Linked DNA regions of Mus musculus: region 2 is linked to region 1. The links are chromatin loops, found by intact Hi-C in ENCODE. Cell type or tissue: left cerebral cortex. All regions are shown on one strand. Links, peaks and the distances in the headings refer to the core of each region. The heading gives the core; the rest is flanking DNA.

The links. Peaks named below come from ENCODE experiments on the same cell type or tissue, not always from the same donor. Only the 100,000 strongest peaks of a DNase experiment are listed, where the experiment ranks them.
Region 2: it touches region 1 in a loop (2.4-fold over the local background); 4 of 42 quality-filtered maps call a loop at or near these places.

What each region holds. Positions count from the first base shown.
Region 1 is chr1:23,703,381-23,707,777 of GRCm38, forward strand. No RefSeq gene overlaps it. Among named protein-coding and RNA genes, the nearest start is that of B3gat2, 56 kb to the right of the region's middle. In left cerebral cortex, for the core only: a CTCF peak has its summit at 2,336 (motif pointing right); a DNase peak (open chromatin) is centred at 2,331.
Region 2 is chr1:24,228,302-24,232,698 of GRCm38, forward strand. Col9a1 (collagen, type IX, alpha 1) reads left to right here. Exons shown (of 38, transcript NM_007740.3): 29 at 1,895-1,948; 30 at 2,582-2,653; 31 at 3,150-3,185; 32 at 3,884-3,928. Among named protein-coding and RNA genes, the nearest start is that of Col9a1, 53 kb to the left of the region's middle. In left cerebral cortex, for the core only: a CTCF peak has its summit at 2,217; DNase peaks (open chromatin) are centred at 1,406, 2,293 and 3,398; H3K27ac peaks cover 1,609 bases.

The sequences.
Region 1 (4,397 bases), core at 143-4,142:
TGCCAGGTGGAAGATGCCTTGTCACTGAGGCCAGACAATGTCCCTCAGGAACACAAATCCTTTCCCCAGACATCTTTTAACCCAGATTGAGTTAGACAATATCTCAATGTTGGTGTTTAAGGACTACTAAAGGTGAGCTAGGCCCCATCATGGTGCACTGTAATTACATGTACCAATTCTATCTCCTTGACTAGGAGCGCCTGACATGTGGGGAAACTGGGGTATTTGTCTTGGATTCTCCAGTGTCTGAATTATGAAAACAATCTACCAACTATGTCTCCAGGAATAAAAATAAACAGCATTGGAAGCGATAGAGACACCTTGCTCATCCATGCCCACTGGTGTTTTATTCACAATAGCCAGGAAATGGAAACGGTCTAAGTAAGTATCTATCAACTGAGTAACCAATGGTGACAACGTGATACATTTACACAATGGAATTTTATTCATCTATTTTTTTAAAAAAGCAAATTTATTTATTTATTCACTCATAGGCAAGTGGATAGAGCTGGGGAGAATCACTCTGCGAGATAACCAGTTAGGGCTACTGTTGCTATGACGATGCACCATGATCTAAAGCAGCTTGGGAGGAAAGGTTCTGTTGGTTTACATATCCTGAATCGCAGTCCATTGAGGGAAGAAACTCTAACCAGGCAGGAGCCTGCAGGCAGGAGCTGATGCAGAAGCCATGGAGGGATGCTGCTTACCAGTTTGCTCCTCATAGTTTTCTCAGCCTGCTTTCTTATAAAACCCAGGACCACCATCCCACGGATAGCCCCACCCACATCAGTCTATAAGAAAATGCCCTACAGCCCCATTTTATGGAAGTATTTTTTTTTTCGATTGAGGTTCCTTCCTCTTACGTAACTCTAGATTATGTCAAGTTGGCATAAAACTAGACATGACATTACTTACATGTAAATGTCAGCTTTGAATCCTCAGACAAGTGTGTTTCATCCAAAAATACCCACAGAGATCATTTTACATTTAAAACTTTTTTAAACTATGCTGAGTTGTTGTTGATTGCTTGTTGATTTTTTTCTCCTAGCCCTTTCCAGTACACTAGGTAGACAAGATTATGACTGGGCATATAGCTCACTGATGAAATATTTAAGGAGCATAGATATGGGAAGACCCTTGGTTCAAGTCCCTGCAGGCAGGCAGGGCTGTTGTTTTTCTTATTCCTCCAGTTGACCAGATTCCAAGAAGATGTCATCCTTTTCCCATGGTCGATTGTTGACTAGCTAATCTTGTATGACAGAGTAGGAAATCCAGGCAGGCAGTATCCAACATCAATTCTGCCCTTGACTGGACCCCATAGAGTAAGCTTTCAGGGGCCTGGCCTTGCCTCAAAGCCTAAAGGACTGTATAGCCATTAATTTTAAATTGCTGGGTTAAAGGGTAATTTTCGTAAGAAAACCACACTGAAAGTCAACATAGTATCAGTAAAAATAAGCCCATTGAGACAAAATGAGGCAAGAAATCCAACAGCTGAGTGTTGTGTCTCTCTTCAGAAATATTCCTCAGGCCTTGCTGGTATTTTGATGTAACTTTAACAAGAATTTATATAAAATTAGAGAAACCTTGGTTCCAGGTTTTGGCAATGTGCTTGCATCAGTACCATATGAAACCAAGTATTTCCTAGAAACCAAAGGACAGCAACTGAATGTCTGTCCCCTTTTTAAATGTCTGGCTCTAGCAATCACTTGATAAACATCTGTCAATTATTGATTTCCTTCTTGGCTCCAATAATTACATTTTTAGTTAAACAAAAGAAGTCTCATGGTATATAAGTATGCAGCTTTCAAATGCTTCTTATGAGAAGAGAATTAATGACTCCCCTCATTTTGAACCACAGAATGCAAATGAGTTCCATCTTTTGTTTAAAATTCTTCAGTCTGCTCTAGCCATCCCTCTGAGAGCTCAGGGTCTCCCATCTTTTAATGATCTGCTTGCTGAAGCCAGGGACACAGTCGCTAGTGGTTAACTTCCCAGAACACCGATTGTTAGTAGTTACAATGGACACATCGCTCTCTGGCTGAGATGGCACTGGGAAATCGATAGCTCTTTGTTGATTAATAACTGATTTCCCCACTGAGCAAAATGTGCTGATCAATGCCTGCTCCTGTGGATTCGGCCTCTCTACCCTGCCTGCCCCAATCATAGACCTACTGACCACACCACAGAAGCAGTTCCAGTATTGGGTCCATGCTTCTTGTTGTCCGGAATGTATCCAGGGTACCCTACAGTGAGCAAGACAACTGGTTGGGCCATACCCCAGATTTGGCTTTCAAATGTTAGAGCCCGTTCTCTCTGCACCGCCCCCCTCTCCTGTCCACTAGATGGTGCTGTAAACCCGTGTTTGTAACACTTCACTGGGCTTGGGGAAAGATGGCTGAAAAAAAAAAAAAAGATAGGTCAGATGTTATAGAATGATTGAAATGGGCAATCCTTTACCCATTCTGCTCTGTGCACACATCTCAGCAGGCGCTTGAATAAATGGCTCATCCAAAAGAAGACACAGCTTTCCCATCTAGCTACTGTCCCTGGCGGCCTGGAGCATCCATGATTTCAAGACAAGCCCCTATTGGTACCTCTGTTTTAAATTAAAGCAGCTGTTTATCTGGTGAATAACAATAATATGCTGCCCCAATGGATAGACTCTATGAGATGGAGTAAGCCTGTGATCTCCCAAGAAACCACTCAGTAAAATCAGCAGCTTGTCATCTGCCCAGATTCATTAATTGTACTCCAATCCCAATACCCAAAATCAAGAGTGAGATGTTTGCCACTGAGGCTCTGTTCCGAGCCGTAACCTTCGAGGTTGAAGGTCAAAGTCATGGAAGAACCCTAATCACACAAGGAAACCTTCATGCTCCTTTCTAGTCATTTCTATAGGAATTCCACCGCTGGGGCTCCAAAGGAGGTATCCAGTCACTGTGGCTCCTAGGGAGAGAGATCTGAAGCCTCTTTGATAAGAAGGCTAATTCTCTTGTTCTGTTCTGGTTTGGTTTGTTTCCCTTTGTGGCACCAAGGTCCTCGCAGCAGTAACATAAATCAGACAGATTTGCCTTGGAGGCAGCCATCAGCCTCTTGTTCCTGTGACAAAATGGATTTAACCTCATTTGTGACCAACCACCCCCTTCTCACTGATTTTTGGATTGTTTGCTTAACTTGCTTTGGGAAGGAGTATCAATAATTCAGCATTAGCCAGTTGGCATGTCACCCTGACAGATGGAAACAGCGACAGTCCTATCGATTCACTCCCTCTTGGGGGCACTGGTGAATCCCACCCTACCCCCAACGCCAGGCCCTGTCTGTGGATTAGTGAGAGGAGGAAAAAATTATTCCAACACAGTCACTAAAGCCCGTCCAAAACCCCTGACTACAGCCAAATATGCAAATTTTCTGGGATGTTTTCACATCAGGGAAACAGGAGGAGTGAGGAAGGCAAGGAATAAGGCATTAGCAATTCACCTCAGTAAACTGAGCAACAGAGAAACAGGTAGGAGGTGACCCAGAAAATAGTTGAGCCAGGAATCAGCCTCCTGCTTTTGACATAACATCTCCGGTACCCCAGAAAGTGTGTGTGTGTGTGTGTGTGTGTGTGTGTGTGTGTGTGTGTGTGTGTGTATTTCTCTGAGTGTGTGTCTGTGTATCAGTGTATCTATGTATCCAAGTGTGTGTTTGTGTGTACAGTATGTGTGTGTGTACAATGTATATGTGTCTCTCTGTCTCTGTGTGGATGTGTGTGTCTGTATCTGTTTATATTGTGGTCTGTGTCTGTCTATTTGTCTGTGTGTATGTGTGTGCAAAGTAGGTGTGTGTGTATCTGTATATTCATATATGTGTGTCTGTGTATCAGTGTGTCTGTGTATCCGTGTGTGTGTGTGTACACAATGTATGTGTGTTCCTCTGTCTCTATGTAGATGTGTGTGTCTTTATCTGTTTATACGTGTGGTATGTGTTTATGTGTCTGTGTATATGTGTGTGTATACAATGTATGTGTGTTCCTCTGTCTCTATGTAGATGTGTGTGTCTTTATCTGTTTATACGTGTGGTATGTGTTTATGTGTCTGTGTATATGTGTGTGTGTGTGTGTATATATCTGTATATCCATATGTGTGTGTATGTGTATCTATGTATGTGTGTCTGTGTGTAACTGTATCCATATGTGTGTATATCTGTGTACCCATGTGTGTGTCTGTGCATCTGTGTATCCATATGTGTATGTGTGTGTGTATGTGTAGCTATTTGTGTATCCACACATGTGTAATGTGTATCTGTGGGGTGTGTCTGTGTATCTATGTGTGTGGGTTATGTATCCTTGTAGCCATATGTGTGTACACATATGTATGTGCATATGCTTGTCTGTGTATTATGTATGTGACAGAAGA
Region 2 (4,397 bases), core at 74-4,073, 520 kb after region 1:
CTCATCAGTGATATCAGTTTTTAAGATTAAAGTCTTGTTAGACCAATGTCTTTGAGACTCTGCTTCACAGTGCAGCTGGGAACTATTTGAGAATGCCAGTCACACACACACACACACACACACACACACACACAGAGATGAGAAGCCATCTTGGAAGATCTACTCCAAATTAATTGGAGCAGAAACTTAAGTTCCCCTTTGTTGCAATTTTTACAAAGTAAACTTATTCGTAGGCGATGCCATACATGTGTCTAATGTACTGTAACCACACATACTCCATACCTGTCTAATCCTCGACTCCACTACTCCATAAAGACCTGCCCCCTTTTCTGTTTTCTGATTCTGTCTTTGTTGAGTGACATGATGAGTATAACCGGAGCCATGTGCTTGAGCGTAGGTGTGATGCAGTCCCCTGGAGTATGGGGGGGACTTACCGCTGCCTAGACTATGGAAGATGATGACTCTCCTTTCTCTAGAATTCTTCCTTAGTCAATCATTCCTATGGGAAGGGTGGGCCATGAGCCTCTCCTGTGGTGGGTATCTGGAGAGAGGGCAGAAGACAATCTTTATTAATGGATAGAAAAAGGAACTGTTGCAGTGGCCATTTCCATGTGGATTTACATCCTCATGGGGTACTACCTCCGGGCTTCCGAGTCACTCATGGAATTAAGGACCAATGTATTATTCCAAATGCTTAACCTGACAGGTTGTTAATATAAAAATTATTGAAAAGTACTTACGAGCATTGAGTTTCAGTCACTCATAAGTCATTTGAAAGGGCCATAATGAAATTATAGCCCACAGCCAGAGACTGTTGTAATGTGGTAACCTTTAGGGAAATTGAAGGTTTATGGATCTTGATACCTTGTCCAACCTACAGATATAGGCCAGAATAATACAACCTTATCAAAAGCCTTTAGAATCATGAATTATTAAAGTGGAACTGTTATAAAAGTTTAAAGGAAAACTAACTCAAATTAGTCCTTGCAGTCTTATGATAAACCTTGAAGGAAATGCGACTGTCTATCTACTTGTGTTCCGCTGCATTCTACTGAGCTGCAAACAACATTAGGTATATAACGGGCTTTAGTCAAATTGTATAAAACTAGGTTGGGTTCTCAAGGAAAGAAGTAAAAGTCTCATACCCCCTTTTCTTAAAAATGTCTTTTCTTTAAAGCTTAGGGTTTCAAGTAGAATAGAAATGTGAAAACTTAGATTTCAAATAATAAAATTTGAGATGGGCCCACGAGATTGGTGAGTCACACTTAACAAAGTCTACAATCCTTGGAGACATATTTAGATCTAGAATGAGTGCAACAAGAAATTTTATCTCAGAAAGTTTATAAATGTCTACCATCTGTGTCTTCTGGAGGTTGCAGCAATCATTTAAAGGCAAGCATCTCTGCCCTGTGTTTCCCTTTTATGCTTTTTGGAGGGACACAATCATTTGCCAGCTGCTCCTTTAAGGCGTCTGTAGACCCAAGAGCTTACACAGACACTGCAGCATGCCCAGTGAGTGGGTATGGAATACCCTAAGAACATGCCTAAGTGAGAGCATAAAAGTGTATATATGAATAGTCATAATATAAAACAGGATGTGACTTACATGCTGAAAATTACTAACATCATTGTGTGTACAGGCAGTGAACATTTCTGGTGTTCTGGCCTGGCATCCCATGAACAGCACAAGCAGGCTCCATGAGCAGTGCACAGAAGGTGACTGGTTAGACTCTTGACAGGATGGTTTGAGCCTTCAGTTGGAGTGATGGGAGATTTTGGCAACACCTATATTTTACCAAAAGCCTGGACGAAATGTTATTTCTTTTCATATAATAATGAAGCATTTAACTCTGGGCTGAATATCTAGCTGATGACAACATATATGTTTTCACAGGGCAGTAGAGGCCCGGTAGGACCAGAAGGGTCTCCAGGCATACCAGGGAAACTGGTAAGTGAAGTGTCCACTCTACATGCTTGCTTCCTGCAAAGCAGATATGTTTTGGTGTTTTTTTAAAGGAAAGCAGAGAAAAATTGCAAAAGATCATCTAATTAACTGTATATATGGTTTTTATTTTAGTTGTTATGTGAGTGTGTGAAGCTGTTGATATGGAATTTCCAATTGTATCTATGATAGTTGCATGAGTATTTTAATCAGCGTGGCTTGTAGAATGCATTTGAAAACCCAGAGAGGCATGAAGTGCCACGGCTGGCATCTGCCTCTTAGTGGAATGGAAGGGAACTGTAGATGAATGGTGGCCTTTGCTTCTTGTGTAGCTTCTGTTTACACAGCAGGAGAAGCAACAGCGGGCTGCGTTCTGCCAGGCATTAGCTGAAAGAGCCCACTGTTGCTGAGCTGTGCAGAGGGAATTCAGAGATGGGGTGGAAGGTGGGAGGCCACCCACCCCTCTTCTCCTGGAACGCAGGAGTGAGGCAGCACTAAACCAACCACACACTAACTTTACACATGAGTTGATACCCCGGCCCCCTCCCCCCAATCCCCACCCCGCCCTTGCCCGTCTGTCTTGTCAACTTTGAGCATCGAGGACACAGTGACTCTGAAGATTTTCTGTTTGTTTTCCAGGGATCTGTTGGCAGCCCTGGCCTTCCTGGCTTGCCTGGGCCCCCTGGACTTCCTGGAATGAAAGGAGACAGGGTAAGCTATCCAGAGGTCTACGTGGTTTTGTGTGTGTTCCCCCTCTTTTAAATCTGGAATGTTTACTCCTTCTTTGTTGGGAAATCAAGGTTGCTTTACCCAGTGAAGACTCTCTTTACTGATTATCATGAAGAAGTAGAGTGAAAGAAATATAGTGTTAAATTACTGAGAATTGACATTCAAGACAAAACAAAACTAACTTTCCAGAAGGAAGAAAAATAAAGGGTGAGGAGAAAAAAAAAATCAGTTGCAGTTATAGTTTTTATTTAGTTCTAAATTTCTATTCCTACCAGTAAAAGTTCATTCATATGAATATGACCAGAGAATGCTCTCATGTTACCAGAGATTTGGGAAACAATTGTGACGAGACCCTCTGGTCCTCAATTAAGTGGTGAGAATCAGGGAGCTCTCTTCCATCACCTTATCCATCAGCTCATTCAAGGATATCGGCTCATCTGAAATGATGCTGAAAAATGTCAAATTTTATTTACTCTAGGGTGTATTTGGTGAACCGGGTCCCAAGGGTGAACAGGTAAGTGTTGAGTGTTGTTAGTGGAAGGGTGAACAGGTAAGAATTGCATGTGGTTTGCGGTGTTGGGTATTCACCACTTTAAGTACAAGGAGGGGCTGGCTGGCTTGTGGGTGTGGTGTAACAGTGAAGGCACACAACTGTTCTCAGTGTGCTTTATAGTGAGGGAAAACCATAGTGAAGTTTGGTGTGCAGCCAGACTGTTTTTGGATGCTGGCACTAATGGCTGTTTCCTGGACTGTACAGTGTTCTTCCTTTGAAGTGGGTAGCCCTGTCTCTTAGCTTGCTGAATTTTATTCAGATGACACAGACTTTTGAAGCCACAGAAGAGCATCTAATCAAGATGCTTTTTGATGGAGACCTCAGCCAATAAAATGTGTAAATGGAGTTGGCCTGTGTCTGGATTCCTCTTTCTACTGTAGAATGACACTTTCCGGGGTTATTGAATTTTAAAACTGCTAGATAGAATTGTTAATCTAACTAAATGATTCAAACTCAATTAGCTGAAGCCTGCCCGGTCTCTCTGGCTTCCCTGGTCTACTCTTTTCTCATAGGATTAGCCTGTTGTTATGGAATTGAGAGCTCCTGAATGACCCTTGGGGCATTTGGCTGCTCATAAATGCTTATCAATGTTGACAGGTTAAAGTTGAACTGTGAATGGAGAGCTGAAAAACATGTGACATTTTATCTTAAAATTTTAGGGTGCCTCTGGTGAAGAAGGTGAAGCAGGAGCAAGGGGTGACCTTGTAAGACATTTTTAAAAAATTGGTTAATATAAAAGTTTACAATTGTTGAAAAAAAATATGATACTTCTTTCTGACACTGTTCTTTATCTTAAAAGCTAAGTGGGTTTTCCTCTGTTTATATCTAGTGATTCCCAATTCTGAAGGCAAGGCCTAGGAGAGCAGATAGGTAGACCTAGCTTTAGATATCTGTAGAATTCTCTTCGAGATGATTAATTCTCCTGTGGTCTTACAGTGAGACATTTAAGCTCTTGATGTAGCACTACAGAATACATAGGAATTGGCTTGAGCAGGGAAACAATATTGAAGAGTTTTTAGATTCAGGGAACTGTGGGCTCATAAATATGGCTGAAGGCATTCTCTTTGCCCTGAAAATGTATGAAGGAATGGCCTCTATATCCAGAGGATGGGACCGCTGAGTCTCCAGGAAAGGGGGAAGCACAGAGCTTGCTGTCAGTCTACAGACTCATCA